3 separate regions of the Mus musculus genome follow, and regions 1 and 2 are each linked to region 3. Evidence: chromatin loops called from intact Hi-C (ENCODE). Cell type or tissue: heart. All regions are shown on one strand. Links, peaks and the distances in the headings refer to the core of each region. The heading gives the core; the rest is flanking DNA. Region 1 holds the start of Zfp119b (zinc finger protein 119b). Region 2 holds the start of Yju2 (YJU2 splicing factor). Region 3 overlaps Pot1b (protection of telomeres 1B).

What was found. Hi-C counts contacts between places; a loop is a spot of excess contacts. Peaks named below come from ENCODE experiments on the same cell type or tissue, not always from the same donor. Only the 100,000 strongest peaks of a DNase experiment are listed, where the experiment ranks them.
Region 1: a loop joins it to region 3, with 4 times the contacts of the local background. A loop is called at or near these places in 12 of 42 quality-filtered maps.
Region 2: it touches region 3 in a loop (7-fold over the local background); 15 of 42 quality-filtered maps call a loop at or near these places.

What each region holds. Positions count from the first base shown.
Region 1 is chr17:55,939,861-55,950,612 of GRCm38, forward strand. It overlaps Zfp119b (zinc finger protein 119b), which reads right to left and starts at 5,399. Exons shown (of 4, transcript NM_146249.4): 1 at 5,312-5,399; 2 at 1,326-1,452; 3 at 1,069-1,129; 4 at 1-133. The coding sequence starts at 5,314. In heart, for the core only: no CTCF peak of the experiment used is centred there; DNase peaks (open chromatin) are centred at 5,151 and 5,481; H3K4me3 peaks cover 1,723 bases; H3K27ac peaks cover 1,380 bases; H3K27me3 peaks cover 390 bases.
Region 2 is chr17:55,953,554-55,963,966 of GRCm38, forward strand. It overlaps Ebi3 (Epstein-Barr virus induced gene 3), which reads left to right. Exons shown (of 5, transcript NM_015766.2): 2 at 336-465; 3 at 750-928; 4 at 2,632-2,786; 5 at 3,069-3,469. The coding sequence ends at 3,224. Yju2 (YJU2 splicing factor) reads left to right here and starts at 5,634. Exons shown (of 8, transcript NM_028381.3): 1 at 5,634-5,708; 2 at 7,160-7,260; 3 at 8,466-8,610. The coding sequence starts at 5,685. It overlaps Gm16712 (predicted gene, 16712), which reads right to left and starts at 5,848. Exons shown (of 3, transcript NR_108021.1): 1 at 5,581-5,848; 2 at 3,309-3,423; 3 at 1,218-2,814. It also overlaps a transcript of Zfp119b not described here. In heart, for the core only: a CTCF peak has its summit at 3,748 (motif pointing right); DNase peaks (open chromatin) are centred at 2,768, 3,858, 5,578 and 6,788; H3K4me3 peaks cover 2,677 bases; H3K27ac peaks cover 1,931 bases; H3K27me3 peaks cover 2,637 bases.
Region 3 is chr17:55,697,375-55,708,126 of GRCm38, forward strand. It overlaps Pot1b (protection of telomeres 1B), which reads right to left. Exons shown (of 17, transcript NM_028370.2): 3 at 8,732-8,778; 4 at 2,618-2,732; 5 at 1,083-1,213. The coding sequence starts at 8,740. It also overlaps the pseudogene Gm18648. Among named protein-coding and RNA genes, the nearest start is that of Pot1b, 9.9 kb to the right of the region's middle. In heart, for the core only: a CTCF peak has its summit at 5,259 (motif pointing right); no DNase peak of the experiment used is centred there.

The DNA of each region.
Region 1 (10,752 bases), core at 886-8,885, 240 kb after region 3:
AAGTACTTGTAAACTTGTATCACATTCACCTCCTCTTTTCACAAAGGGGGTGACTACATATCTTCTTCTAATTGTTCTAGGAAAGAGATTGGTACACTGCTTCTTTCCATATGCAGAGGGACAGTTGATACACCTATTCAAGGAAGAATAACAAATAAAAGGTGTTCACATTGCATTCACATGCTTTAACTTTTTGTTCCTCATAGACATGTGCTTTAGGGATTCAAGTTTCTCCACTACAACACCTTCTTGACTCTCATAAACTACCTCTCTCACTATACTATGGTACATCCTACAAGTATATGAATAACACTAGCTTCACTATGGAGGATTTGCTTAAAGCAGGTCTTGGACATACATTAATCCCCTAACCAATGTGTTCGCATTTTCTGATACTTGAGTGGTGTAAAACTAAGTGGTTGGACTGTTGTTTTTAAAACAAAATCCCAAACATTAGATTTACCAAATGAAGACTCGAGAGCCAGATGCTGTGGTGAAAGCCTGCTAGCTCAAGGGAGGCAGAGAAAACACCTAGATGACCTTCCTACTCCACCAATGTCCCAGAAGGTAAAAGCTCCTTCTGCTGCTCCATGCTCTCTTAAATACCCTGGAACCCAAAGATCCTCCTTTTTCTTTCCTGGGTTTTCTCCCTGTCAACTGGTCAACTGCTCTGCCTCTTGACCTATCATTCACTTTACTTAACACTTGTTTACAGAGAGCTCTTGGTGTGTGCTAGAGCTGAGCCATACCACCACAACAAACAGCCTTTTCCAGTTCACAATCTTGGGTTCAGAATGTGATCAAATGTCCTGCAACAAAGGACAGTACTACAACATGGTTCTCAAGTGGCTATGATTAAAGCTGTGACATCTGTTAAGGCCCTATGTCTTTTTCTTGTTTATTAAAGGAATAATTTGTAAACACCTGACATTAAGAAATATGGTATGTGAGAATTTAATAAACCTTACAAAGCTGTGCTTGGTTAAACTTTCTTTTTTCATTAAAATTTTAGGGTGCATTAAAATTTCTTCAGAGACACCTATGTATCAGCTTGCACATAAAAATTACCTTCCATGTCTTCCAGAACTCTGATGTTGATCCTCAATATTGTGGTCTTCCCATTTGTAGCCTAAAACACGGTACCAGAAATGTATATTACTAGAAATTATGCAAAATTTAACTTGTTATTCTTATTGAACTTTAGAACAATGTTTGATTTATTTACCAATTCTTCCTCTTTCACAATCAAAATCACAGAAGAACACCCATCTCTAACAAAGTCATGTCCCCTTAAGTTGAAAATGAAGGAAAATTCACATAATTACCTATACAAGTAAGGTTCCAGTAGGTTTCCAGCATCACATCTTTGTAGAGACTCTTCTGAGAAGGATCCAGCAAAGCCCATTCTTCTTGAGAGAAGTTTACATGCACATCCTCATAGGTCACTGCATCCTAAAGTATACGATGAATGTACATATATAAATATACACACATACATATGGTGAAGCTGACTACATTTTAAGTGTACACTTCATTGCATATATATTTAGATAATTCTATGTACTAGACATACTAATTCCGTGTCAGAGAATTTCAAATGCAATCACCAACTCATTTTAGAAGGAAACAGTAAAGACGAATCAAGCCTCTCATTTCTGTTCACACTGAGTAAGAGAGAGACTGCATTGTAGGAGAAATGCCTACTAATATATACAAAGAGACACAAACAGAGCAGCATAATTGAGGCTACATCAGCAAAACTACATCAAAATTATTAACGGCTAACATGGGGAAAACATGGGCTGGTGTGGTAGCACTCACTTTTAATCCCAGCCTCAGGACACAGAGGTAGGTGAATCTCTATGATTTCCAGGACAACCTGGTCTACATAGTGATCTTCAGGACATCAAAAGTTACATAAAGTGACCCTGTCCCAAGGAAACACACACACACACACACACACACACACCAAGATAGAAAGCACAGAGAGGCTCATACAAAATTCCTCCGAAGAGTTAAATGACTTCAGTGAACACCAGGCTTCCCCATGCTCACATCAATAGTTATAAGCAAAAGACTCACGCACATATTTTACAATTAAAAACAAAGCAAAACAAAACAAAAAAACATAGGGAGTGCCATAACCTGCACTCCAATTTCTAGAGATCAGTATTAATATCATGTATGTAATGCCATTCTGGTGTAAAAAAAATTATAGCCTCTGACAAAGTTTAAACGTCAAGATGTGGGTAAAGCTCAGAATAATAACAAATGTTAAGACATGTAGGAAAACAGAGACAAAAATATAAACATAAAAATATCAAATTAGAAAAATGCCTTCTCAAAGAAAAGCAAATGCTTCTATTTTACATTCCATTAAGTATGGATAGGGTCTGAAGTGGTGGTGAATAACATTACCTTTTCCTCCCATAATTAAACACTTTGCTGTGTGGTACAGCACCCTCACAACACATTCTCTATTTGTGCAAAGAAGAGCATGTGCGTTTTCTTTAATGGCCCTAGTCTCACTGATAACTACTGAATCGGTTCCAGCACATGACTGCGGTCTAAATTTACTTACACCTCTTTTTCTTTACAACCACACAGGTGACATTAATTTCTGTCCCTGTTGTGTCTCTTTTTCTCTGTGACCCTGTATGAGTCATGAGTAATAACCGTGCCACAGACTCAATATTTTGTCTAGAGATCAGTCCATTATCCTTTCATTTAGCCTTGATTTCACAAGACAGAATAAGGAGAGAATATGTCAAGTTATTATACAAACAACCTGTCTTAGTGACTGTCCGATGGCTGTGAAAGTGCAATATGACCAAGGCAACTCTAATAATGGAATACATTTGGGAGTGATTATAGTGATAGTCCATTGTCATCTTGAAAGGAAGCATCATGATAGGCAGGCATGGGGCTGAGTGTTACATCCTGATACACAGGCAGACAACAGAAAGAAACACCTGCCTTGCTCTGGTCTTTTGAAACCTCAAAAAGTCACCTAGAATTACACACCTGAACAAATAAGACAAACCTTCTCCCATAGGTCATACTGCTTAAGTTTACACAGTTCTACTAATTGAAGACCAAGCAACCAAAAATAGGACCATGAGGCTGTTGAGCTAATATAAACCATGACAGGTACATAACCTAAGTAGAAAGCAGCTCTGAAGGGAAAAAAGTGAAAGAAAATAAAGGAAGTAGAGAAAGGGGGAAAGAGAGAAAAAAGAAAATGAGAAAAAGACAAAGACAATATTTCATCCGAACAGTGAGGAACCAGCTCCTCTCAGTAGGTTATAGGCTTCCTTAATATAACCTTCCCTAGCCTCTCCAGGAAGAGATTAAACAATTGGAGGCCCCCAAACTGCAGCTTAAGTCCTTATCTTTTTTCTGAGTACATGGTATTATTCCTCGTTTCCCTCCCTGCACCATTCCCTCATGGAACCTGGAAAACCTTGGATGAGGTCAGGAGGAAGCAATGAAGGCACTCTCTCGCGTGCTTAAAGTGTGACTGTTGTAGATGATGCCGTGTGGGAGCTGCATTTCTAGCTGTGCAGACGTGCAACACAAGGTTATCAAGGCTTTCAATGTGATTCAACTATTTAACTAGTTGAAATGTGGAAGTCTTACATTCCAGCCAACAAGGAGATCTGTCTGATCACAGCTCAGATCATACTCAATTGGAATAACATGAGGCAAAGCAATACTTTGAGTCTGAGGACTGAGAAGGTAAAATAGGTAGATGACAAAGCGTGCCTTCCACAATACAATCTATATGGTAAGACAAGGATGGAATCAACTGTCTCTGCTTGAGGCCATGGACATCTATCTTCTATTCCATAACTGTGGGGAGGTCTACCTGCCTAGACCATGACATAGGTACCATCTCCTTCTATGTTTATGCCAACCTCGTAAAAGGGTATTTCTAAGGAAAAGGCTGTAGCACTTTACATTTAACCTTTGAGAAGATGGAAGATGGCCTCACCTTAGCAGGAAATGACCTAACCTTGAGTAGAAAGCAACTGTGTAGTATGCTGCCATCTTGGCTAGTATGCTAAAATATCACAATGCAGAATTTGAGCTATAAATTCAACAAATGCCCAATAAAAAGTGTCACCATTTTTGATACCAAAGGAAACTGATGAAAATAAGTAACCAAGAATGAAAAAAATAATCAACACACAAAACTGGACATATACTAAACACAGCGATAACCTGACATCAAAACCTCAAACAGCTGCAATAAAGAAAGAAAATATAAACAGCAAGAAAAAAAAATAAGCAGACAGATAGACAAAAGATAGAAAATATTTCTTCCAAATAGGGAAGAGACAACTCCTTTGGCTGGGATACAGGTTTTCTTAATATAACCTTCCTTACCTTGTCTAAGTAGAGATTAAACAATTGGAGGCCTGCAAACTCAGGGGTTTTTTGTTATGTTTTTTCTGTTTGTTGTTGTTCTTTTGTTTGGTTTGGTTTTGGCTTTTTCAAGACAGGGATTCTCTGTGTAGCCCTGGCTGTCCTGGACCTCACTCTGTAGACCAGGCTGGCCTCGAACTCAGAAATCCACCTGCCTCTGCCTCCCAAGTGCTGGGATTAAAGGCGTGCGCCACCACTGCCTGACCAAACTCAGATCTAAGTATGTATCTTTTCTCTGTATTATCCCTTGTTTCCCTCCCCACCCAGTTCTCTCAGGGAACCGGAAAAACCTGCCTGCACAGTACTTCCTGGGAAAGAATAGAGATCAACAGAACATGAGAACAAACTTAGACAGAAAAAAAAAAAAATACACAAGTAAAATAGAGTAAATGTTGATGAAAGAGACCAGGAAACCCAGTGAGCCTGGCCTTACTAACACACGTTACTGGACGGTCAAGGCATCTACAAGTCTGTGTCGATGGCAAACACTTTGCATCTGCACAGAGCTAACTGCGGACGGATCCTACTCCTGAACATCAAGTGCCAAGTGCAGAACTTGTAGAAGACACCGGAGAAACTAGGGTTCTCCATGTCAGCATATCTGCCTTCCCTGGACACAGGAAAAGCAGCTGAGGCGCTCACTGCATGGTGACGTCAGCAACAAGGATGTTTTCACTCCAGGACCCGCGCCCCACACTCTGCGCAGGCGCAGCCCGGGATCGAAGTCAGACGTCGCGCTTCCGCTCCGGAGGTGCAGGGACCTCAGGTGAACAAACGCAATCACGCCGGGCGGCGAGTCTGACCGCCGGTTCCCGCACCCCGGGAGGAACCCAACACAGTCTCCCGCGGCTCCTCCCCGCGTGGGGACGGCGGCCCCGCTCACCATGGCGTGGAGACCGAGCTCGCCCCGCTCTCCTCACAGCTCCCGGCAGCGGGTGGCAGACCAGGACACAGAACCACAAGAGCCTCCCTCAGACCCGAGCCCGAACCTTTAGTATTAGGGAACGGAAGTGCTCTCCCCATTCTGGCTAGCGGATCCATGCGGCCGTGATTGGCTAGTGAGGAATGAGTGACAGCTCCCCTAGACACCGAGGGCTGTGAAGTGTCACAGCACAGTGGTTCCCAGTCCTGGTCTCCGCTCAGGCACAGAACTGTCCCAGACGCGGAGAGACAGGGACATATCGCCACAGAACTTGCGCCTGTTAGCGTACAGGCAGGTCCACAAACCTACTCTCGGGGACCTAGCAGAGACTTCTGTCATCAGATGCCATCATTTGCTGATGCCACCAGGCGCGCCCGGTCTGTTTCAGGATGAATGTATCCACCTAAGCCACCGGAGCTCTCTCCCTACTCAGCAGGCCGTCTCTCTGTTCCCCGTGTGCGCTTCTTTCTCTCTCTGTCTGTCATGTCCACTTCTCTGCCTCTGTCCCTTCCCCAGGACCTCAGTCCCCCAACCCCCACCCCCAATAAAGTTTTTTTACACCAGATGCATGGCGTAATTTCTCAGGACACACTTCGGCTCGATCTGCCAAAGCTACTTCACCTTACTATATAATGTTTCCTAACAGCAGGACTGCAGTCGTCCCTGCTCTGCTGCACCCAGGAGGCTATTTAATCTAGGCACAAGGTCTCTAGCATACACAGATCACTAAACAACCTCAAGTGGAGTGATCCACCTGCCTCACAGCCAAAAGGGCACCCAGACTATCCAGGTCAAATTTAAACCTCCTGGTTGATATTCACCGGGCATCAACCATTTTTTAAAAAGACTCATCTAAATTGCTCACACTTCTCTCAGTTAAACACTGGTAGCCAAAACACACATTCCCAGCCTTTAGTGGTTGCACTGGCTCATCATGCCAGCACTTGGGAAATGGAGTCAGGACATCAAAAGTTTAAGCCTAGTATAAAGAGTAGTTCCAGGACAGCCAGGGAGGGATACACAAAGCAATCCTGTCTCACAAAAAAAAAAAAAGTTTAAACCAGCTTGGTCTATGAACCCAAACACCAACTATTCTGGCCCCCAAAGGGGAGGTGACCAGGGTGAGAACCTGGGAGGAGAAGACAAAAATAGAAAGTTTGGGGTCACTATGTCTTGCATAACATGATGGCTCATGTTAAGCAAGTTTTTTCAGATGATATACAGCTCTGATACACTATAGGTGGAGAATGAGACAGTCAGCAGAAAGATAATTTAGCAATGTTGGCTAGAAGGACACAGGATAGATACCTCATAGTGAGCACACACTGGCCATGAGACTGATACCCATGAGACTGATAACTGAAGACCGTGGTTCCTTTGACTCCTTCAAGATGCTTGCCCAAGCACCAGACCAGACCTTCCCAAGTCTGCTCTTGGAGAGGTCACAAAAGCAATGATCCCTTGGTGCTTTCATCGGGGCATCTGAGAAAGCCTTGGATAGGCCTAGCTCCCCAAAGACCCACCTCCAACCTAAACAAAAACACATATGAAAATAGGAACCCAAGAATCAATTCATGGACAGCTAGTGCTGAGAAAGAAAGAGTAGGAGAGATTGGAGATGACAGCTACATGATAGGGAATAATAAACTACTAATGGCACCAAAAGTTGATTTTTTTTAAAACCATAATTGAAACACCTTTAGCTAAACTACCTTTTGAAAAAAGGCCGACACAAATTGCTAATTTCTCACATGCATTTAGAGTCAAGAGTGGTGGTCTGTTCTTGGAATCCCACCACATGGAATGGTGAGTCCGAAGCATCACAAGTTTAAGGCCTGGTATGACTACAGGCTGTGTTTACAAAATACTTGGTTAACTTAGCCAGACCCTTCCTCAAAATAACTTTTCTATTATGCTCAGTGGATTCTGGCCACACATGGGAGGGGCTCTAGAATGAGTGCCCGGGTTTTTTTGTTGTTGGTTTGTTTGTTTGTTTGTTTGTTTGTTTGTTTTTAATGAAAGTAGAGCTACTACAACCAACATACTGAAATAGGTGGATCAGAAGGGAATACTGTGAGAGGAACCAGGTAGTTTGCTCAGTAAGGAAGGACACTTGCAATCAAGTGTGATATCCTGAGGTCAATACACAGGAGAGAAGCCACTCCTCCAACTTGTCCTCTGACCTTTACATATGTGCTATGGTATGTTTGCTCACACATGTCTCAATGGCACAGATTCAGATTTTTGTTTTGTTTTGTTTTGTTTTGTTTGTTTTGTTTTCGAGACAGGGTTTCTCTGTATAGCCCTGGCTGTCCTGGAACTCACTTTGTAGACCAGGCTGGCCTTGAACTCAGAAATCCACCTGCCTCTGTCTCCCAAGTGCTGGGATTAAAGGCATGTGCCACCACTGCCCAGCAAATTCAGAATTTTTAAACAGAAATCAATACAAACAAAAAAAATTTAAAAATCACCAAGACAGAGAAAATCCGGCAGAATAGCTAGCTGTGTGTTAGTACAACCACTGCTCAAAATAGACCTTCACCACACTGCCAGCGTCACACTAGGAAGCAGAGCATTCACAGTTCCCACCAACTTCCTACAACTGAAGAGTATTTCACGGAAATTCCTATCTCCTGGGCAGTTCCTGCTGGATTAAACAACTAATGCTATTCTGAGTTGACAAAGAAAAAAATTTAAGAAAGAAAGACAAAAAGCAAAGAAATCTATACTAAAATGAGTGAAGTAAACCGTGAAGACGGGACCTGTCCAATCACAGCCTTAGGAGGATGCACCAAGGTCTCTCTCTGGGGCGGGGACTTTGCCTTTGGCCTGCTCAGGCAGTGCTTACACAGCATCCAGACTGAAGACGGGATCTATTCTGTGGCCATCGGCTCTTTACAATAGTTCATTTGTGACAGGAACCATTTCTTGTGGGAACGCTGAGGCTCTGGGACCCCAAGAGAGGGCTTTTCATCACGCATCTAGGCAGTGACTCCCCCTACTGAAGTCCTGTGACATTACATATGCTACTGTGATCTTCACAGGGGTCCTGGGTACATGACATCTACCCACGGCCAACCTCCTGCTGAAGTGCTGTGTAGATGTGCAACAGGGGTCTGAGAGCTTGGCTGCATGCCTTCCATCTGATAGACCCCACTCAGCCTCAGGACAGGCCACTCCTTCCTTCCAGCCTTATAAGGACCTTCTCACCTGGAAGAAAAAGTGACGCCTCACTTCCTACTGCTCCTATGCCTGTGTTCCCTGTACCTGAAGCCCTGACTACAGGAAGTTGGAGATGACTCCGTGATAGTGAATCCCCATTCCAAAGACCTGCAATCTTAGAATGTACCTGAACTCAGGGGTTACCTTTAGGGCTAGAGGAAATGTATGGTCTGGCAAGGCCAACCCTAACCCCAAAACTTTTGTAGTACTATGACACCTACATGAGGTGAGGGACTCCCACCATCCCAGCCAGAAAGGAAAGTATGGTGACTTGAACCTCTGCTGGCATCATCCATCTACTGAGCCATATCCCCACTCTGACCAGCCTCTTAGGGGCTGAGGTCCCGTTTCTGGGGCATTCGTCTGGTTTTGCTATGAAACTGAGAAAGCACAGAGGAAATTTGCTAGTTTCTGAGCTAGTCATACCTCAAGGCAGCTATGAAAAATCTGCTATGATGTTCTTTTTGCTTTAAAAAAACAAAAGTTCAATTTAAAAATATGAAAAATAGCTGGGCAGTGGTGGCGCATGCCTTTAATCCCACCACTTGGGAATCAGAGGCAGGCAGATTTCTGAGTTCGAGGCCAGCCTGATCTACAGAGTGAGTTCCAGGACAGCCAGAGCTGCACAGAGAAACCCTGTCTCAAAAAATCAAAAATAATTTATATATATGAAAAATATCCATCAAAAATCTGCAGTCTCTTAATTCATTGTTGTATAGAGAAGATCCATCAATGTAAGGACAGGATTTTAGTCGTCAATTCAACTTATCTAATATTATGTCTTAACTTACCAACCAAGATGTCAGTTACCCGCATACATGTCTCTCTGCTAAGTCAGCCATCAGTTCCCAGGGAGATCTTGGGAACTTAAACTTTACTCAACCCCTCCTCAAAATGGAAGAAATAGTTCTTTGGGGCTATTTCAATCTTTGTTGTCAGGACATTGGCAGTTCAGTTCACACAAATCAGCACCGGTAGCTCTATCCACGTGCAAACACTATCCATGAATCAGCAATGGCAGTTCAATCCAGAAGAAACCACAAGGCTCTGCCAATTGGTCCAAATCTGTAGAAGTGACAAGAAGTCACCAGAATAGTATGAGAAGTTCTTTGATGTGTTTTTCTCTACAAAAAAAAAAAAAAATCTAAGCCTACATTTCCAAGGTGACCTTGCTGGAGTCATGTGCCTCCCCAATTATGACCTAATGTGAAATTAAGATAGCCATGATGACCACAACCAGGAGTTCTATGGTGACCCTTCTCTTTTTGAGAGTGTAGTGAGTGGGATGCTCAGCTATTTCAGCTGTGGGCTGTACTAGTACAAGTACTGAATCAGCTTGGCTCCAAGCCTGAATCCATGACCTTTTACCAAGCTGCCCAGTAGAGGTGCAGAAGTCACTGATTTCTGCTTGCCTCATCATGGCTGTTCATGGAGCCCCTCCCCTTACCAGATCATAGCTTGGTCCCAAGAAGGAGGCTCTAAAGGTGCAGCAGGCCGCCCTGTGTGGGACTGTGAAAGGCAGCCCATTTTCTGGCTGAGCTAGGTTCAAACCTCGGAAACCCAACAGATTGATCTTCAAGGGACAGGAGGCCAGTTTGCCATGTTCCCAGACATAGACTCCTGACGAGAGGATCCAGCTCCATAATTCTGTGGCCATCAGTCACGTAGGCTGTCCAGACTCCACCCCGACAGTTACCTGGCAATAGCTAGGTATGCTCCTCCCCACAGTTACCCTGCAACAGCAAGGTAACCCAGCCCACTACAAAAGGATCTGCTTGCCCCCCCTCTCTCTCTTGCCTCTCTCTCTTGCCGCTCTCTTGCCTCTCTTGCCTCTCTCTCTTGCTTCTCTTGCTTTCTCTCTAGCCCTTTTGCTCCCTCTCTCCCCCTCCCTTCTTCCCTTCTTCCATGTGGCCATGGTCACCCTCTACTTCTCTACTTTTCTCCCTTTCTCTGTCTTTCTACAATAAACACCTTGAAACCATAGACTGCCTCCTTTCATCTAGACTCAACATGCTAGAGCAATGGAATAGGCCTTCCCCTAAAGAGCCACATCTAATCTCTCAAGAAGGCCTCTCAGCGCTTCCATCCACTAACCAGATCAAATACTCTCGCCCACTTGAGGAGCACCCAGTGCCTTCTCCTCCTGCCCCTTTTCCCTTCTGTTCCAGGGCAGACAGAGC
Region 2 (10,413 bases), core at 1-8,000, 250 kb after region 3:
GAAAAAAAGAAGAAAAAAAAAAAAAAACCTCAGGCCAGGCAGTGGTGGCACACGCCTTTAATCCCAGCACTTAGGAGGCAGAGGCAGGTGGATTTCTGAGTTCCAGGCCAGCCTGGTCTACAGAGTGAATTCCAGGACAGTCAGGGCTACACAGAGAAACCCTGTCTCGAAAAACCAAAAAAAAAAAAAAACAAAAAAACAAAAAAACCTCAGTTTTCTCATCTAGAAATTGAGCTAAGAACCTTGGGGTTTGTAGTAAGTATAGGAGCTCATGCTTCCATGCATAACAGGTCCTACATGGCCTACGGAAGCTCCTGTTCCTTTGTCTCCTCCAGCTCTCGTGGCTCTAAGCCAGCCCAGAGTGCAATGCCATGCTTCTCGGTATCCCGTGGCCGTGGACTGCTCCTGGACTCCTCTCCAGGCTCCCAACTCCACCAGATCCACGTCCTTCATTGCCACTTACAGGTCAGAAAATGGAAAGGGTTTAGGAGGAAGCCAAGTATCAAGAGATTCCAATGTCCTGATCCACTCAGGGTAGGAGGCAGCCTAGGCCCCTTGGGAACCTGCTTCTAAAGCAACAGAACAAGTGTGGGGTGTGGGTATTCTAGGGAGTTCTTCAGAATCCACAGTCCCCAAGTCCCCCTGAGCATATCACCCCCTGAGCGTGACCCACAGTCAGCTGTGGGTGAGCTGGGGCCTCACGGGCACCCAGGTTCCTTTCGAGATTCACCATGGTGCTTCCCATGCAGGCTCGGTGTGGCCACCCAGCAGCAGAGCCAGCCCTGCCTACAACGGAGCCCCCAGGCCTCCCGATGCACCATCCCCGACGTGCACCTGTTCTCCACGGTGCCCTACATGCTAAATGTCACTGCAGTGCACCCAGGCGGCGCCAGCAGCAGCCTCCTAGCCTTTGTGGCTGAGCGAATCAGTGAGTGTCTGTCCTCCCTGCCCCTCTCCACCTGCTCCATCCCGTGGCTCCTCCCTGCCGCCGCCCCCCTACCCCCACCCACCTCTTGCTTTGTCCCTGCAGCTTCCATCCTTTGGCTCTGCTCCCGCCTCACAGGCTTCCTGTCGATGCCCCGGGGCCTTTGCATTGCTTCCTTCCTTGGCTTTCCTGGGTCTCTGCTCCAATGTTGGCTCCTCAGTGAGGCCTCCCCAAAAGTATATCATTAAACATAAGCAATAGTCACAGTTAAGAGAGGATGAAAGCCAAAGGTGGTGTACAAGTCTTTAATCCCAGAGGTAGGCAGATCTCTGAGAATTCAAGGCCAGCCTGATCTACAGATCATGTTCAATGCAAGCCAGGGTCACTCCTGAGCACCTGTCTCAGAAAAGAAAGCCAAGAACAAAAGCTGATGCAGGTCGGTGAAAGGCTACACAGCTCTCGAGGGTTTAAACCTGAAGTCTCGACATGATCGCCCAACTCCAATCCTAAGGATCTGCTCAACAGCAATAAAGCTGTTCCTCCCTACCAATCCTTGGCAACATCATTGCTGGCATCCAGAAGGCCAGTGCCCCGTGCGTTCCCATGGAGCGATGGGCACCCAGTGCTTATCTAGCGTTACTCAGCCCTAACAAAGAGAGAGTGGGGCTCTGGCACCAACAGCTGTGGCGGGACCTTGAGGACACTACGCTCAGTGAGCAACCCAGACTCAACCCACCCAGTGTGGGCTGCAGTACAGAGGAGTCTAGAGACAGGAAGCCTGAGTGCTGAGGACAGAGAAGGGTAGGAAGATGGCTTGTGTTGTCATGAAGGAGTGTTCCATAAGTAGGTGGAGTAATGAAAACGCTCTCTGCAGATGCACGGGATGTCTTCTAGCAGAGACTTGTGCTCTCAGAATTGTATCTCAGAAAAGCCCTTCAGCCTACTGGAGACTTGCACTTTTCTTTGCCTGTGCAACCCTTGTGACTTCTATCAGCAGTGATGAGAGCGGTCCAGCAAATGGTTTTTCCTTGAGCAGATAGACGAATGAAGGAATAAATGAATGCCTGCATGACAGATATCAAGTGGATGAGTGAATGATTTAGTAATGAATGAATGCATAATGAGTGAATGAAGGCAGAAATGACATGAGTGCATGCACACGAATGACTTAATGAATGAACGAATGAATGCATGAATGACTTAGTGAATGAGTGAATAAATGCACAACTGACATAATGAATGCATAATGAATACATGAAGGCCATGAGTAAATGAATGAATGACATGAGTGAGTGCATGAACGAATGAATGACTCAATTAGGGAGTGAATGAATGAATTCACAAAGGATACAGTGAATGACCTAATGACTGGGAAATGGATCCCTGAACGAATGAGTGTATAAACGATAAGCGCAAATGAATGAGTTAATGAATCCAGAAACAAATCTGCACTTGAATCAACCAATAAATAAATGTGTGAGTGAGATGGTGAGTAACTGAGTAGAGGAATGAATTAGTGAAGAATTTAGTGAATACGTGAACGAATGAAGTGTGAGTATGAATGAACGGCAGGACGGAGCAAATCCATGAATAGCTGTCTGAGGGCGAAAGCGAACATGTGAATGAATGAGAGTCACAAACGAAGACTTAGTGTGTGAGGGATGAACCGGCAGAGCGGACGCTGACCCCGGTCCTGCTCCCACCAGTCAAGCCGGACCCTCCGGAAGGCGTGCGCCTGCGCACAGCGGGACAGCGCCTGCAGGTGCTCTGGCATCCCCCTGCTTCCTGGCCCTTCCCGGACATCTTCTCTCTCAAGTACCGACTCCGCTACCGGCGCCGAGGAGCCTCTCACTTCCGCCAGGTGAGCTGCGCGCGCAGGGGGGCGTGGTCTGGAAGAAGGAGGAGCACAGAGGTGGATGCTGAGTGAGACTGGGTCCCACTGGGTAATCTCCTGTCTCCGCCTATCGCCTCTGTTGGAGCGTAGAGATTGTTGGTGTGATTCAGCAATAGACTTTACCTGCTTGCTGGGAATTCGAACTCACTGCAAGCTCTTTACCCACCAAGCCAGCTCCCCAGCTCCCCAATGCATTGTGGTCCTTCCCACCTCCTCCTTCCAATGGCCTGACACCCCTTCTCCCCACAGGTGGGACCCATTGAAGCCACGACTTTCACCCTCAGGAACTCGAAACCCCATGCCAAGTATTGCATCCAGGTGTCAGCTCAGGACCTCACAGATTATGGGAAACCAAGTGACTGGAGCCTCCCTGGGCAAGTAGAAAGTGCACCCCATAAGCCCTGAAGAGGGACTGGATCCTTGATATCAGACCCTGATGTCGTCTACTTGAGGGTGGCAGGGTGGCCTGTCCTGAGTCTGAATACTGACTTTCCATGTACTGGGCTGCTCCGAAGCACTGGATAATTCACTTGACTTCTTCAGACCTCAATTTCCAACCCTGTGGGATGATCTTTCTTCTTCTGCCGGTGCGGGGCTTTGTGAACTTTGTGATTTAATTAGAAAGACGGATTAAATAAGAATCATCATCATCGTGGTGTTTTGTTTTGTTTCTTTGTTTCTTTGTTTTGAGACCGGGTTTCTCTGTGTAGCCCTGGCTGACCTAGAACTGACTCTGTAGACCAATCTATCTTCAAACTCACCGAGATCGCTTGCCTCTGCCTCCTAAGTGCTAGGATTAAAGACGTGCACCACCACCCAATAGGAATTACTATTAAAATTAAGAATTCCTCTTTGCCCATTTTAAATTTTTAAATATTTTATTTTCAAATATAAGTAAAGGGTTATGTGCAGTGCCCACTGAGGCCAGACGAGGGCGCCAGAGCCCGTGAAGCAGGAGTACCGGTCCACAGGGTGACTGCTGGGTCTTCAGCTAGAACAGCCTGTGCTCCAGCACAGGAGCGCCTCTTTATCCCTGTCTGTCCATCATGTCCATGGAGTGAGTGACGTTGGGGCTTGTCTGTGTTTGTGTGCACACAGCACACCTCAAGGCCTCATACCTCCAAGGCTTCACCGACTGAGTCATCTCCACGGGCCCCCAAACAAGGCCTTCATGACAAAAAGAAGTTAATGTGGCTCGAGGGTCAGGAGCCTGGGGGGACACAGAATGGTGCTAGCTTCAAAAAGGAATTCCACATGGTACAGTGCATGAAGGGGGGCATGAAAGTGGGAGAAAGGGAGAGGATGGAGCAAGGTGCAAGGCCCTGCAAAAGGACATGGCACAGGAGCTACCTGTAGGAGAATGTTGGAGACACACCCCTAGCACCTGTTTCCTCAGCTAAGAGGAAAATAGGACAAAGCCCAGCCTTGTTGAAATGAGGATATCGAGGGTGGGGGTAGGGATGGAGGATGGTGGCAAGCTAAAGACCAGCCTAGAAATCCTGTTTCAAAAAGACCAAAAGAATAGGAGGAGGAGGAGCAATGGGGGCTGGGCTCAATGCTGGGGCTTGTCATATTTTGTAGGCACAAATAATAAATAAACAAATGTAAAAAACGAATACTAAGCCTGGCAGTGGTGGTGCATGTCTTTAATCCCCAACACTAGAGGCAGCCACAGGCGCATCTTTGTTGAGTTTGAGGCCAACCTGGTCTACAGACTGAGTTCCAGGACAGCCAGCACTACACAGAGAAACCCTGTCTCAAAAACAAAAACAAAACAACAGCAAAGATACTATTTTTTAAAGAAAAAAGTAAAAAGAGTTGGGCACAGTGTCTCTTATTTGTAAACCCAGCACTTGGGAGTCAGAGGGAGGGGAGGACTACTGAGTTTTCAAGGTCAGCCTGGATTACGTGGTGAGTTCCTCTCTCATAAAAGAAGAAACGCACCGGGTGGTGGTGGCACAGGCCTTTAATCCCAGCACTTGGGAGGCAGAGGCAGGCAGGTTTCTGAGTTCGAGACCAGCCTGGTCTATAAAGTGAGTTCCAGAACAGCCAGGACCACACAGAGAAACCCTGTCTCGAAAAAAAAAAAAAAAAAAAAGGAGAAGAAAGAAGAAACGCACGCGCGCACGCACACACCACCACCACCACCAACAAAACACAATGAAAACCAGGCAGGTCACTGATTCCAGGCTTGCAGTAAGATTGTTTCAAATTTAAGGCCAAGCTGGACTGCAGAGTCTGCTCCAGGCCAGCCTGGGCATCTTAGTGAGAGGCTACCTCCCAGCATTAGAGCGCTGGGTGGTGTTTTCTGTGGTAGAGTGCCTGCCTGGCATATGCAAAGACCCTGGATTCCATCCCCAGCAGCAGAAATAAAGAAACTTAAGAAGAAGGAACACCAGAACGGGACATGGTGGCCTTTAATTATTTGGTCCCAGAACTCACAAGCAGGAGGATCTCCTTTAGTTTGTGACCACCCTGAGCTACATAGTGAGTTACAGGACAGCCAGGGACACACAGTGAGACTCTGACTCAAAAAAACAAACAGCATTGTTGATCAGAGTTAGGAGAGAAAATGTTATTATCCCAGGCAGCTTTCTCCATCCTTTCAGTGTGCTAGATAAGCGCACACAGGATCCACATGTCCCGGAACCTTTATTTCGGGTTTCAACTACCGGCACCCGGAAGGGAACGGAAGCGCACTCCCGACTCGGATCGACAAAGATTGCAGCCAATGAGAACGATGAAGCGGGTAGGCACCAACCAGTGAGCCGGCTTAGGAAGTGGCGACACTGAGGCGCTGAATCGGAGAAACTCCCCGTAGACTGAGGACCGCTTCTTCGCTTGTTCGCTGGACAGGAAGCGAAAATGTCGGAACGGAAAGTTTTAAACGTAAGTGCTCAGAGTCTAAATGTTCCTACAGAGGGTGAAGTGTGCGAGGGCTCCGGGCGAGGCGTGCTTCCTTCCGGTCATTTCCTTTTGCAAGCCCCTCTCGCGCACACGCACGCACACGCACGCGCGTCTTCCAGTCGGGCGGGAGCTTTCCAAACTCTTGCCAATCACATTTTTGGGGGCGGTCGTTAGCTTCCCCCTCTCCCCGCCCCCCCCCCCCCAGCTTCGTGAGTAACCAATCATCACCAGGGAAGCGGAGCTTCTGTCACTTTACCCAATTGGGGGCAGGACTGCTTCTTTGTGGGTTTTCCCCAGATCAGATCAGGGGATGTTGTTGGTCACCTCAGTTCTTCCCGGCTTTTGTTGAATTAATATCCGAAACCTTTTGCAGAGATGTCTACATCATGTTGGGGTTTCTGGGGTGACTCAGTCTCCACTCTTGGAAAATTTTGCTCTCCATTTCCTGGATCTGTTTTTTAAATGTTTGCTTTGGGTTAAGGTTTCACTGTACACAGAAGGCCCAGAATGGCCTCGAACTCACAGACCAAAAGTTTGTACACCTAAGATGGGCTATATTCACTTTTTAAAGGATTAGTTTTATTTTCACTTTATGTTTTTCCTTCATGTCTGTCTGTGCAGCACGTTTGTGTGCACTGCCCAGGCTGACTGTAAACTCACAGTTCTGCATCAGCCTCCTGAGTGCTGGTATGACAGTTGTACACCATCATTCCCGTCTACCGCCTGAATTAGCAAAGCTTCCTCTCTCGTGAGCCTGGTTGCCAGTAGGTGTCAAAAGCAGAGCCTCCTTGTTGGTGGTCCACATAGCTTCTTTTTGGGGGAGAGGGGAGTTGTCTCTCTTCAGCCCCCTGTCTCAAATTCCCGGGTGCTGGGTTTGGACATTGGCATGCCAGTAACCCAGAGTGGTTGTCCCTGTGCGCCTCACCCCAGCCTCCCAAGCACACAGAGAGGCCAGAGCCTGTTCTCCCCAAGGAGATTCACTGGCCAGATTTTGCCCTGGGATGGTGCCCTGCAGCCTGTGTGGTACCCTAGTGCAGGTTAGGCCACCATTGACAAGGTCTGATTTATGTCGGGCCTCCATTTCCTCATGAGTGTCTAGAATCTTATCATGTGATAGGCAGCAGGGGTCCACCCTTACTGCAAACCCTGGGCCTCTAGAACCTTCCCTAGAAGGCATGTCACAGCGTAGGAAAGTGACCCACCACACTATATAATTTGTGTTGGAAGCTTGTGCACTCCTCCCTGTCCCAACTTCTCTTCTCATGACTGTGCTTCAAACAGCTCATGTCTGGAAAGGCTCCAGCAAGCTGAATCCTGAGCAGATAGATCCCTTAAACCAGAGTATCCTGCGTCTGCTAACATGGCTCTCAGACCCCATTCCTGCCCGTATGGGACCTGAGCACCAGAAAACAGCAACGCCCTCTTCTCCACAGAAATACTACCCACCTGACTTTGACCCATCGAAGATCCCGAAACTCAAGCTACCCAAGGACCGGCAGTATGTGGTGCGTCTGATGGCCCCCTTCAACATGAGGTGAATCCCTGGGGACATGAGGCTGGAGGCTGATTCTCTGGAGAAACAACAAACAAAGATAATAGTTCCCACCCTCACAGAGTCCCCAACCCCTATCTCAGTAGAAAATCAGAGTGACACTTGGCCCTGCAGGATTTTGGACCCTCTAGTGGCAGCCCTCCTCCTGCCCAGGGCCTTTGCACCACCTATGGCATCTGCCTGCAGATCTCTTGTAGCCAGCTTCTCTGACAGAGCCTGTCTCCCATCTCATCCCAGGCAGGCTGCCAGCCTCCTCTTAGACCTTCACCCCCACTTTCCTGGGTTCAACCAGCTTTGAACCAGACAGTTATTCACACTTGACTGTGTGTGAGAATCACAATCCTGTAAGTCACACCTGTACAGTCACTGAGGATGGAGAAGCTGTCCGTGTGACTAATTGATTATATCTTGTCTTCATTTCTTTGTTTGCTCCTGTCTTAGACACTGTGAACATGGGAGCTCTTAGAAGAGAAAGCATCTAATTGGAGTTTGCTTACAGTTTCAGAGGGTTAGTCCATTGTCACCATGGTGGGGAACATGGCAGTCATGGTGCTTGAGAAGTAGTTGGAGACTACATCCTGATCTGCAGGCAGAAAGAGAGAAACACCAGATGTGCTGTGGGTTTCTGAAACCTCATAACTCACCCCTAGTGACACTTCTCCAGCAAGGCCACACCTCCTAATCATCTTCCTCCTCCCGACCCCCCAAGACTCCTCGGTGACTAAGCATTCAAATCTATGACTCTTAGGGACCATTCTCATCCACACCACCGCACTCCTCTGCAGGCAGTTGTCAGGCACGTATCATTGATGGGGCGAGGGGAGCCTCCTGACCCTCAGAGGCTGGTGGGGAGTGGGAGTCATACCCATCCTCTGTAGTAACACAAGGACACATGAGGCAGGCAGGGCAGGTGGTCTGCCAGCCGGACAGTCAGGGAAGTGTTAGAATCTCAGGCTGCCAGGACAGCAGAGAAAAGGCCCTGAGGTAGGACTAAGCCAGAGGTGTTTGTAGGTACAGCAGTAAACCAGGACAGGAAGTGGGGGGAGCAGCCAGGGTCAGGATTCTGCTGTCCCCTTGGCAGTTCTCAGAAGCTCCATACACCCAGTCCCTCCTACCTATAAGGTACATATGCTGCCACTGGGTGCTAGAGCAGAGGACAGACACTCACGCGCCTGCCCCGGCTGCAGGTGTAAGACGTGTGGAGAATACATCTACAAGGGGAAGAAGTTCAATGCACGAAAGGAAACAGTCCAGAACGAGGCTTACCTGGGCCTGCCAATCTTCCGATTCTACATCAAGTGCACGCGCTGCTTGGCCGAGATCACCTTCAAGGTAGGGGCTTCATTCATTCGCTTTCCCTCTGTGAACACTCCACAAAAGGGCAGAGTGTTGGGAAGGTGCTTGCAGCAGAACCACACACAGAAAAGCCTGCCCACCTGCATGTGTGCAAGGTATGGGATATGTTGCGGGGTCAGGAAAAAATCATGTTGTTCTGGGCCTTGCTTGTTGCTTTGCTTCGACAGTGTCCTGTAGCACAGGCTGGACTCAAACTCCGATGTACTCGGGTGACTGTGATCCTGATCCTCCGGCCTCCACCTCTGGGCTGCTAGGACGGCAGCCTTATGCCACCACATCTGGATAAAAGTCATGATTTTCTTCTGTTCTTTCGTGTTTCTTGGGATGGAGGTCAGAGCTTCACATTCTCTAGGCAAATGTTCTTCCTGAGCCACTGCGCAAGCACAAAAGCCTGAGGACTTGGGGAAAGCTAGGAGAGGAAAAGCACTCTTCCTGTCGGCACCACTGGAGGCTGTGGGGTTTTGGGTTGGTTTAGATTGGGTTGGGTTTTTTTGGTTGGTTGGTTTATTTGGTTGTTATTTTTTCACTATAAGCTTTAACCTAAAAAAAAAAAAAAAATAGGATTTGGAAAAAAAAAAAAAAAAAAGCCGGGCAGTGGTGGCGCACGCCTTTAATCCCAGCACATGGGAGGCAGAGGCAGGCGGATTTCTGAGTTCCAGGACAGCCAGGGCTATACAGAGAACCCTGCCTCGAAGAAAAATAGGAAAAAAAAATAGGACTTGATTAAAGTGAACAAAACATAAGCTTGAGGAAGTTACAGTTTATTTTACATGTGTCACGTTTGTGTGTCTGGTGCCCAGGAAGACCACAAGGGGTGGGCTTAGGTCCCCAGCCACTGGACTTACAGAGTTTGTGAGCCACCATGTCAGCACTGGGAACTGAACCAGCTCCTCTGCAGTGGCAGCCAGGATCTAGCCCCTCATCCCCTTATTTTTGATTAAGGTCTTCTGTAGCCCAGGCTAGCCTCATTCACTTCATGGCCCCCTGCTTCCACCACCCCGACAGACACACGGCACGTTGGGTCATCTGTGTAGTTTGTAAGCAAGAAGATAAAGCTAGATGAGCACACAGCGCAGGGTCACTTTGTGTTTCTGCCTCAACCCTGGGGTGTCGCAATACTGCGGGATGTGCTGCTGCTCAGGGGAGGTGAAAGGCAGCGGTGTCAGGCTGAGTCTCTTCCTTGCCGCTGGGCCGCCAACACAGCGCTCAGGGAAAGTGAAACAGAGTCTACGATGGGATCCACAAGCCCACAGTGAGCTCCGGAGGGGAGGATCCCACTTGGCTGAGTGCCAAATGTAGAGAGGGGCCTCTTCTGGAGACTTAGGCATGGCCTGTATGATGAAGGTTTCCTTTCCCCACCCGCACCCCGTGGCAGTCCTTGATGAAGGGCTTGTCCAGACTGCTTTATTCATGCCAGATGGGGATGCTTACATCTCACTCAGCGTGAACCAGAGATTAAATACCTTTTGCAGAAAGGGATGCCCAGGAAGGGAAACTCATTGACTAAACACTCCAGGCCTATCTTGATAACCTCATTAACATGAAGAACTCAAGGAGTTTTGGGTTTGGTTTGGTTTGGTCAGGAGCTAGTTTGAATTCCCACTGTTCTCAATTATAAGATTTACTGGGGTTCTGAACTTGCTACAACCTTACCAGCTCTTCTGTCTGGTGGCACTGCCCACTGCCTCACAGCCCAGAGGTGTACTAAGGGCACAGATGGAGGGGGATGCACTAATAGTGTACACAAGGGGATAAGAGTCCATGAGGGAGTCAGGTGTT
Region 3 (10,752 bases), core at 1,217-9,216:
AAACTTAAGTTACACCTTCTTAGGGTGAATCTGTATGACACTCAAGGATTCCACAAAGCCCTTTCTTTCCAGTGGGGCTCATCCTGCAAACAGCCTTCTTTGTGGAACCTGTAGGTTTTGACCTATGTGCAGGAGAAGCCTTCCTACAGGAAAAGGACTTCTGTGGGATGAGGAAAGTCTTGGTGCTGTCCTACCTGAGCTGGACGAGGTACTTGTTACTGTGTGTGCAAGGCCTGCCACACGCTCCTGTGGTAGTAATGCTTGTGGCTGCTATGGTATATGACCCTAGGTGTTGGAACAAGGTATCCACCACCTTTAATTCTAGTCTTGTTTTCTCTGCTTCCTGCTCTGGCAGTCACATGAGGAACAATGCCACCAACATCTCTACCATGAGACTGAGCCAAATTGAACTTTTCTTTTTTAAGTTGCATCTGAGAATAATTTATCACAAACTAAGAAAAAAACAGTAATTGTTAACAAAGTATAAAGTTATTTAAGCCTCACTAAGCTGGCCCTGCAGCACCCCTACTCTTGCATCTCTCCAGTTCCCTGGTTCTACAATCCTTAAGTGACCTTGCCCTACCTATACAGCATAGCTTTCAGTCAAGTACCCATGGGTAAAACAGACTTATGGCATGTTTTGCATAGCCTTTACTCTTTGGTGCCTTGTCCTGATGAGGTTGAACTGAATTTTAATCTTCCCCTCCTCAGCTTATCAAGACTCCACAGCCCACATTTCAGATGCCTGAAGTCAGCGAGAGCAACAGTAAGACCCAAACTTAAATAAAAGTAAATTAAAAAGGGACAACAGTCTGTGCTTTCACCCTTGACAAATTCTACATGGAAACTGGATAAAATAGATTATATTTGGAAATAAGAGGACAAACTGGATCTAGTCCCCATCACAGTTTCTGAAGCATGTCTTGGGAAGGAGGGCAGGTGATTCACTTAAATAATTGATGCCTGACACCATTTACATTTGTCTCTTAGAATGTTTAATGTCTCTCTCTGAAAAGGCACATAATTACTACTAGCAGACTTCTTCTCCAGTGTATGTCGACTATAGAAAGTATAAAGCACACCTTCAGCCCTTGGAAGCAAACGATGTCTCCAACTTTATAAACGCTGGGAAGGGTATCGTAGTCTCTACTAAAGAGCATGCATGTTAACTTCACATTTGTCTGGTCCACAATCGTGACAACAGAGCAATAATCTGGGAAAAAAATATTTAACACAAATTAAGGTAATTGAAAGTGCTTCTAAAATAGAATATGCTTACTTAAGAATGCCAGAGAAATATTACTCTTCCCTATTATTGTCTTTTAATAAAAAGATAGAACTATCACACTGCAAAAATCAACCTTAAAATATAAAAGGAAATAAATATAAATATTCTATACTGATTTTCTAGAGAAGTAATAACTTTTTAATCACTTTAAAGTCAAGAAAGTAGAAAGAAGTCTATCCTCATCAAATACCCCACAAAATAAATTAATGTAGACATTTTTAAATGAATGCATAACAGTGAATAAGGAAAACAAAGCAAAAAAAGGAAATAAACAAACATCTAAAAAAAAAGAAAGCAATGAAGTTCTAAAGAAATAGTATTTTCCACAGTAAAAGAAGATATGATCTAAAATATCCCCTTTCTGAAAATATTGACAGCCAGATGCAATGCACCTATGCTGTCTGTCACTCCTAAGATGAGAGAATTAGCAGGACACAGTCCAGTAGTTTTATAATGAACGAGAAAAGGACTAATAGCCCCATTTGTGGTGGGATATTACCAATACAGTCAGAGAAATTCAAAACCATTTGATTCTCCTTGTTTTCTATTTTGTTCAATGCTTTGCAATAGTGTGCAGATTCTCAAGTATGAAGGAAGAATAAAGGGATATTGACACTTACAACATACTTATCAAAGAAAAAGTGCATCGGAACATATGCCCTCCTACTGAAGAAATCAGGGTAGGGAATGTCTTATAGTTGGGGATCTAGTGCTGTGATAAAACACCATGGTCAAAAGCAACTTGGGGAAGGACGAGTTTATTTCACCACATAGCTTACAGTCTCACTGATGGAAGTCAGGGCAGGGACTGGAAGGAGATGATGCAGGGGCTGAGGAGATGGTCAGCAGGTGAATTATTTCATCACACAAAAATACTCTTTCACTTCCTCTCCCAACACACCTTATCATCTTGAAACAGTCTACACATTGTATCCATTAATGCATGCTATACTTACCTGGGTTTTTGTTTTTTCTTCCTGTTTTTCATTTTTGTGCCAGACTTGAAAATGACTGATGTGCGACTGTTACAGTACTGGAATGTTTAGTATTTGGTGACATATTTACCTTCATACACAAACTTAATACTTATGTTTCCATGTAACTTAACATCTTTCCAAAATTTTACTTGTATTGTGTTGAGCAAAACTCAGAAATCTAACGACTACATTCACTTCATAAATTAAAATGACTAAAGAACACACATCGGTATTGCTTGGCATCTGAAAATCAGGATTGAAAGTGTTCTGAGACCCAGGTCACAAAAGGAGTTGTGGTCCTGAGTTCCAACAGAGCTCTTGTCCATAAAACACCCGACATCTCAATACTTACCTGTTCCTTTGCTTAAGTACGGAGGCTTAAAGAACTTCACAACACCACAGACATTGACAACAGTGCCTTCCTTAAGTAGATTTAGGGGTGTGTATGTAGAAGGTGCTACTGGGGCCTAAAGAAAGAAAGAATAGCTGGTGAATTTAGCAGAATTTAGCAGGTGATTTACATTTTTCAATATTATGATAACACCTGTAAATTACCAAGCTTATATTATTTCACTTTAGAAGATTTATCCTGAAGAAAATGACTTCCTGGGGAAGAGGTAGTGACAATAGATAACAATGTACAGCTTCAGCATTCTGCTAGCAGCCTTCAGACGAAAATGTAGAACTCTCAGCTCCTCCTGCACCATGCCTGCCTGGATGCTGCCATGTTCCTACCTTGATGATAATGGACTGAACCTCTAAACCTAATATCAATTGCCTCCAAACATGGTGCTGGCAACGGCTTTGGTGATATCAACAGGTGGAAGAAAATGGCAGACTCAATGGAGTCAACTCCTCTGCCTTCAGTCGAGGATCAACTGGCTGTCCTTTGCCCTTCTCAGGAGCTTCTAGAGTACTATCAGAAGAAAATGGCTAATTGTGAGTCAGAGAATGAAGACCTGCTGAAGAAGCTAATCTCTACAGAGACGCTTGCGAAGAGCAGCATAAACGTGAGTGGAACTTGCAGCAGAGGGAGGAAGAGATTGCGGAATTGCAGAAAGCCCTAATATGCAGGTCTGCCTCTTCCAGGAAAGGGAACACGTTTTACAACTCTACTCAGAAAAAGACTGACTAAGAATCAGAGAACTGGAAGCCAAGAAAAAGATTCAGAAGCTGTTAGCTCTTGTGGGGCCAGGAGCTGGTCAGGTGACCTATTTTCATAAGGAGCCTCCCCACAAAGTCAGCATTCTCCTGAAGACTCTCCGGGCTGCAGATGTGTGTGAGCCTTCTGCTTCTAAAGCAGACCCTGGAGTAAGCAGAAGACAAGTAAGAATAAAGGACAAAGAGGACATTTCTGAGCGCAACCAGAGGGACACAGAGACACTCCTCCTGCAGGTGGAAGCATTTCAGGTGCAGCTGGGAGAGCAGATGAAGCTTTCTAGAGAGCAAGTTGAAGGGAAGGGCTCATGGATCAGAGTCGAGGATATCCAAGTTCAGCACCAGAGAAACCAAGAGAAAATTAAGGAGCTGACCAAGTCTCTCCATAATACCCAAGAACTGCTCTACGAGAACACCAAGGACTTTCTACAACTAAAATTTGAAAACCAAAATAAAGAGAAGGTATGGATGCTTGAGAAAGATCACCTGATGTCAAAGATTATGCAGTATAGAGCACACTGTAAGAAGAAAGAAAACAAACTTGGAAAAGTAGTTCCCATTTTACACGAGAGTCATCATGCTCAAAATGAATATACTAATTCTCCTAAGGATAAGCTAATACAAGAGAAAAAGCTATCCAACACGTACCAAGAACAGTACATTTCTCTAGAAGAAGAACTTGTTCGAATTCGGGAGGAAGGAGGAGGAAGGAGAGAGATCTTCAAGGATCACAAGATGGGTAAGCGCTTACAGATAATGACAAAGACCTATAATGCTGTGGAGCATTGAACAATCCTGGAAGTAGAAGGCTTCAAGCCAGACATTAAGGTTCTCCGACAGAAGCTGAGAGACCTGGAGCAAATGCTCTATAAGGCAACTATGAACAGCACCCATGGAAATCAGGACCTGGCCATGCTGTGTGAAGTCCGTGACAGCAACAGGAGAGCTCCTAAGACACGGGGAGAACTGAAGAACCTCAAGTCTACAGTGTTTGGTCTGGAGAATGAGCTTAGGCTGTGCCACTGTCTCCTTTCAGGGTTGGCTTCTGGAAACCTGAGGCAAGGTCTCCTGTTCCCAAAAAGCGGACATGGAGTTTTCCAGAGTAGTGGCATCAATTTTAATAAAGATGGTGTTAAGGGCATGATAGCTCACACCTATAATCCCAGCACTTGGGAATCTGAAGCAGGAGGATTGCTGCAAATTCATGGTACAGGCAGGTGGATCTCTGTGACTCATGGCCATGGCCACCCTGGTCTACAATAGTGACTTCTAGGCCATCCAAGGCTACTTAATGAGACCCTGTCTCCAAAAAAACCAAAAACAAAACCAGAGAGGAAAAGAAGAAAATCAGTGGCAAACCTGGCACTGGCAAAGCTGCCGTGGCAGACTGATGTCTCACCATCCTTTTATATATTGACAGGCTTTTGTCTTTAAAGTCGGTGATGTAGCTTATCTGGTGAAGTGCTGTCAAGCATACAGAAAGCCCTGGTTCTCTCACTAGCACCCCCTAAAGCCAGGTTTGGTGGCTCACCTATAGTCAGCACTGGAGAAAGGTACATGTAGGAGAACCTGAAGTTCCCATCCACCCTTGGCTATATGGTGAGTTCCAGGCTAGCCTGGGCTACATAAGACCATGTCTAAAAATGAAAACCAGAAACAAACAAACACACAGAAAAGAAAAGGAAAACTTAGGAAGAGCCATTTTGTTGAGCTTGGCTAAATGTCAGTGGGGGAATGTGTTTCCTGAAGACCAAAATCATTCACTCAAGTCATTCACTCAGGAATTACATACACATGGGCAGATTCACAGACTTAGCTGTGTTCTAAGTGACTGACCACCAGGGGGCAGCACAGCCCTTACTCTCAAAATTAGTCATAAAGAAAAAGGGTGTTAGAGTAGGCAAAACCAAAATGATAATTTATGTGAAAAAGTTTGGCATTTTATTCATATTTTTTAAATTAGTCAAATTAAGTATTTTCAATAAAATACGTGGTTTAAAATATAAAAAAAAAACAATGTACAGCTTCAGAAGATTATACTATTGATAACAACTAGTTCATCTATTGAAATCAATGCATCAGCCTATAACAGCTTAAATACTAATTATACTTCTTTAACAAGAAAGTATAAAAAAATCCATTAAAATTTAGAAGCTGGCAAGCTGGAAGACAATCCTTTCAACTCTGTGTGTCATCAACGTTACAGCTCTAAGAGTCTTCCTGACGGAGATGAGTGAGGGCATCTCTGGAAGCCCAGGGGGCGACCACAGCTCTGTGCTCTCAAGGACCTGGAGCCCATCAATTACCATGGAGCTCAGGAAAAGAAACAGAAAGAAAAGCCCTGGCCGAAGCTCTGAGAATGCATCCAGTATTCTAACGTTAACAAGCATGTCCCTGACACTGTGATGAGTGGGAGAGCTAGCAGAGCTTAGGGATATGAACCACTATTTACTCAAATGCACAAACAACAAAAACACTTTTAAATTATTAATTTGTCATTCCACAAAAATTAGTCACTACCCATTTAATAGGTAAGTTACTATTTTCAATATAAAATAATACATTGATTTTTATATATACTCAATTCTCTTACAAGTTAGGTTAATGTACCCTTCAATAAAAATTATCTGTAACTATTACACATAAATTCACTCAATAATTCCAAGTAAACAAGTAGTCAATCTGTCTTCCTTGATGACAGTACAACGTGGGGTCCCTAAGAGTAGTCTATAGAAGGTAGGAGGCACTGAAACCATTTTGAACTTAAGAGACAAACATATAGAGGGAAGAATTAACAGGGCTAGGTAAGGGGAATGATTAGCGAATGTGTATCACTGGTAGGTGGTAGCATGGAACAAAACAAAATCCACAGAGCAAACTGTACTTAAAAGCACTTGGACATAACTTTACATCAGGGATCTGCAAGCGATCTGTTGAGGTGATGCAAAAAGCTATGTCTCATATCTGTAACAAAAACATACACTTTTTATAGCAGCTTCCCATGTTCTAGGCTGATAACATGAGCTCATACTCCCTTTTGTGATGGTGCTAACTGGGGCATTTCATTGTTTTATGGTTAATAGTATAAGAACAAGAATATTCCTGCCCAGAATAACCTTGCAAACAGATCTTAAATGTGACCAGTGTTGCTACCAAGTAAGATTTTGTTTTCTGGTTTGAGGCACAGTCTCCTTGAGAGACCCAGTATGTGATCCTACTGCCTAATTCTCTTGAGTAATGGCATGCTAGGACCACAGCATGTGCCAGCACAGTTAAGCTAAGAGTTTTTTGGTTTGGGTGACTTTGTTTGTTTTTTAATAACTGTCACAAATGATCAACCTCTGCAGCATTAGATCACAGAGATCTAGGAAATCACTTTTAAATACACTAAAACATATTCATGTGGCAGCTGGAGGCTTTCTATTATAAACTATGATAATACACTAAAGATAATCTGATAACATCTTCAAAAAACACTCAGTATATGCATCCCCTATCTATATTTTGCAAAGACATGAAAGGCTTTTATTATGTCTTGCAGGCTTAAGACAAAGCTTGTTATAGAGTGAGGACATGTGTATCCAAGGACTAGGGACTAAAGAAGTAGCCCAGAGACAGCATTGACTGTCATTTGCAAGAGCCTAGGTTTAATGCCCAGAACCAACTGAACAATACAACAACCACAACCAGACCTCACAAACAAACAAAAACCCCATCAGTAAATCTTATATTCAGTGAAATATAATTTACAGCAGTGGATAAAAAGCAAGACAATATCTGCCTAAAATGTGAAAATCGGGGCTACAGGGCTGGAGAGATGGTCAGCAGGAAGCACTGGCCATGACTGTGTGAGGCTCGAGTACCGTGGTCAATGCTAGGTAGGTGTGCAGCTACCCTGCACTTACAATGCTCTGGAGACAGAGTCAGAGGATCTTGGGAGCAAGCTGACCAGCAGAACAAGAATTAGCGAGCTCTGAGTTTGATGAGACAGCATGCCTCAGAATATATGGTGGAGAGAGAGACAGAAAGACACCGGAACATCTGTTGTTGGCATCTGCATGTACTTCCCAGCTACACACAGTGGTTAAAGGCCACTTACTTGCAGAGGACCATGGCTTGGTTTCTAGCACCCATACTGAGTGGCTCACAAAACATTTATAACCTTAGTTCCATGAGATCCAATGCCTCTGGCCTCTGTGAGCACCTGCACAAAAGTGGTGCCCAAAAACTGAAGCAGGCGTACACACATACACGGAAATGCAAATAAATAAGCAATAAACATGAGTACCATTACATTATCAACACATTGCTTTCTTTGCAGGTTTACTCAGCTGTGAGTACAGGAGCTTTCTGTCTGCTGCATTAGACACCAAACTTTTTTTTTTTTTTTTTTTTTTTTTTTTTAGCTAACAGCTCATCTCTGCTCCTGATCTCTCAGTTCCTCAGACAAACCATTTGGAACAGAGCTATGAGGTCTGAAACTGCAATCGGCTTTCCACCAATTGTTAACATACATGTTAGCAAAGAGCAGATTAAAAAACAGATCCATATATTTGTGAGCTGTCAAGTGAAATACATTTCTTTTTTTTTCCATTTTTTATTAGGTATTTAGCTCATTTACATTTCCAATGCTATCCCAAAATTCCCCATACCCACCCCCCCCAATCCCCTACCCACCCACTCCCACTTTTTGGCCCTGGCGTTCCCCTGTACTGGGGCATATAAAGTTTGCGTGTCCAATGGGCCTCTCTTTCCAGTGATGGCCGACTAGGCCATCTTTTGATACATATGCAGCTAGAGTCAAGAGCTCCGGGGTACTGGTTAGTTCATAATGTGACACCAAACTTTTATAAAAAGCAAAAATTGGTTCTAAAAGAAAGTATCACAAATATAAAGGGTTTTATGGATATAATCTGTTAAATCACGGTGCATAAAAACTGATTGTAATACAAGCTGGCAAAAAACAGAAGAAATTAATTTGCCTGTGGCTTAAAATAATAAAAACTGAAATGTCTTCACAAAGCTTTTTTTTCTTCTTATGTCTGTAGAGCTTATGAGGAGATATTATACATAATGAAGATAACAAAACAATCAAATATTAGGTAAATATATGACTATAATATAACATCATCTTATAAAAAAAAGTACAGGTATCAGTTTTCTATTTTATTGTCACTAGAGAAAAATTCAAATAAAAAGTAGGCTAGTTGGACATCAAACTATAAAGTAGATCAAGTTATGAAGCAGATGGGTAAGTGTATGGATTCATGTCACTGTATATACTAAATGAAATTAAATATCACCTTACCGAAGACATTGCTCTGTGGAAAATCCCTTTACAGATTTACCCCAACCCTGAAAACAAAACAGACAAGGTTTATTTGTATGCATGTTACCTCCAAATATTTTGAATTACAGTTAACTGTAAACTTACTAGCACTCAAGTTCCCCATGGTGGCTCTTACAACTGCACCCTCCGCCTGCTTCCACTGGCATCTCAACTCAGCTGCACAGGCCCCACCCCAACTCAAACACACACATGCGCATAACTTAAAAAGTTCATATAGGTAGAAAATTGGCGTTGATACTTGTTTTTTTCACTTGCACAGAACCATCCCAGACTTTCCCCAAGTAGCAGTCATTTCATCTATAAATTTGATCATCTTCAATCTTATTTACTATGTTTTAATATCAAAAAAAGGCCACTGCAGGCCATATAAGGCCTTTGGTGATACTAAAACCATCAAATTGATCTGGAGGCTCAACTAAATCATATCAAAGCCTTTACCAAAGAGGCATTTACAGGTTTGGTAGGGAACAAAGTAGAAAAGGGGGAAGGAAATGCATTCACAAAGAATGGTAAGAGAAAAATCCATTTTCCCTAAAAGGGCTAATACATTATTTAAAATGAACTTAAGTACATATCAAAGTACCTAGAAGTAGAAATAACTGCAATCACTAACATGAGCTCTGCATGTCTATCTAAGCCTCAATGAATATGATGGCAGGATATTTCAAACAAGGAGCCTCATATAGGATGGCAGTTGCATGGACACTCAGCAGCTTAGTCTGTTAAACACACTCTATGAGGTTCACTCAGTGCCTCTATCACTCACAATGCATTTCTGTGAATAACAGATCATGACTGCAGGTTTAAAAGACTCTCGTTTATACATGGAGGCTTTCTAAAAGCAGAAATCTGGTTGTTTCTTTTGGTTTGTTTGTTTAATTGAAAGCATCCAACTGTTTTATATGCTGCTGTTCTAGTATGTTCTGCTCTAGACATCAGACAGGGAACACTTAGGGAACAGCAGATACAGAGGGTTCTGTTTGAGGTTCCCTAACCTGCTTAGAGAACAGACAGGCCAAAGACAACAGCCTACGTTTATCCCCTAATAACAACTTCATTAAACAAGATCAGACTCAGCACAGAGGAAGAGACTAACAACCCAACATTACATCCAAGCACATAGGAACTTTGTGTTATCTGCCCCTCTGATGAATTTTCTTTTCCTAGTTGTTTGTTCCTGTTGTTTGTTTTGTTTGCCATGGACAATTTTAATCGGGTAGTAAATGATTCCGAAGGGGGGAGGAGTGTATTCGAGCCTCAACTCTATACCTTCTTTTACTGTGTCATTTTTACAGCTTGTGTACACTGTTAACTCTTATCTGCTGCTAGTCTGTCTACTGTTGGTTTATTTTGACAAATTCAATTCATTGAGAACATTTCCAATTCTACACGTGTACTGGCTAGTTTTGTGTCAACTTGACACAGCTGGAGTTATCACAGAGAAAGGAGCCTCAGTTGAGGAAATGCCTCCATGAGATCCAACTGTAAGACATTTTCTCAATTAGTGATCAAGGGGGAAAGGCCCCTTGTGGGTGGGACCATCTCTGGGCTGGTAGTCTTGGGTTCTATAAGAGAGCAGGCTGAGCAAGCCAGGGGAAGCAAGCCAGTAAAGAACATCCCTCCATGGCCTCTGCATCAGCTCCTGCTCCCTGACCTGCTTGAGTTCCAGTCCTGACTTCCTTTGGTGATGAACAGCAGTATGGAAGTGTAAGCTAAATAAATCCTTTCCTCCCCAACTTGTTTCTTGGTCATGATGTTTGTGCAGGAATAGAAACCCTGACTAAGACAACACACAACTCAAATAACCCAGTTAGAATAAGCATTTCACCCACAGAAGTACAGAAACAGTATTCTATCCAACTACACTGCCCCATTAAAACCAAAACATGACAAGATAATAAAGGTGCACAAATACATAAAGTTAGTTTAAAATCTTTAAATGCTATCAAAACTATGCAGTTTATCTCTGCTTACTACTG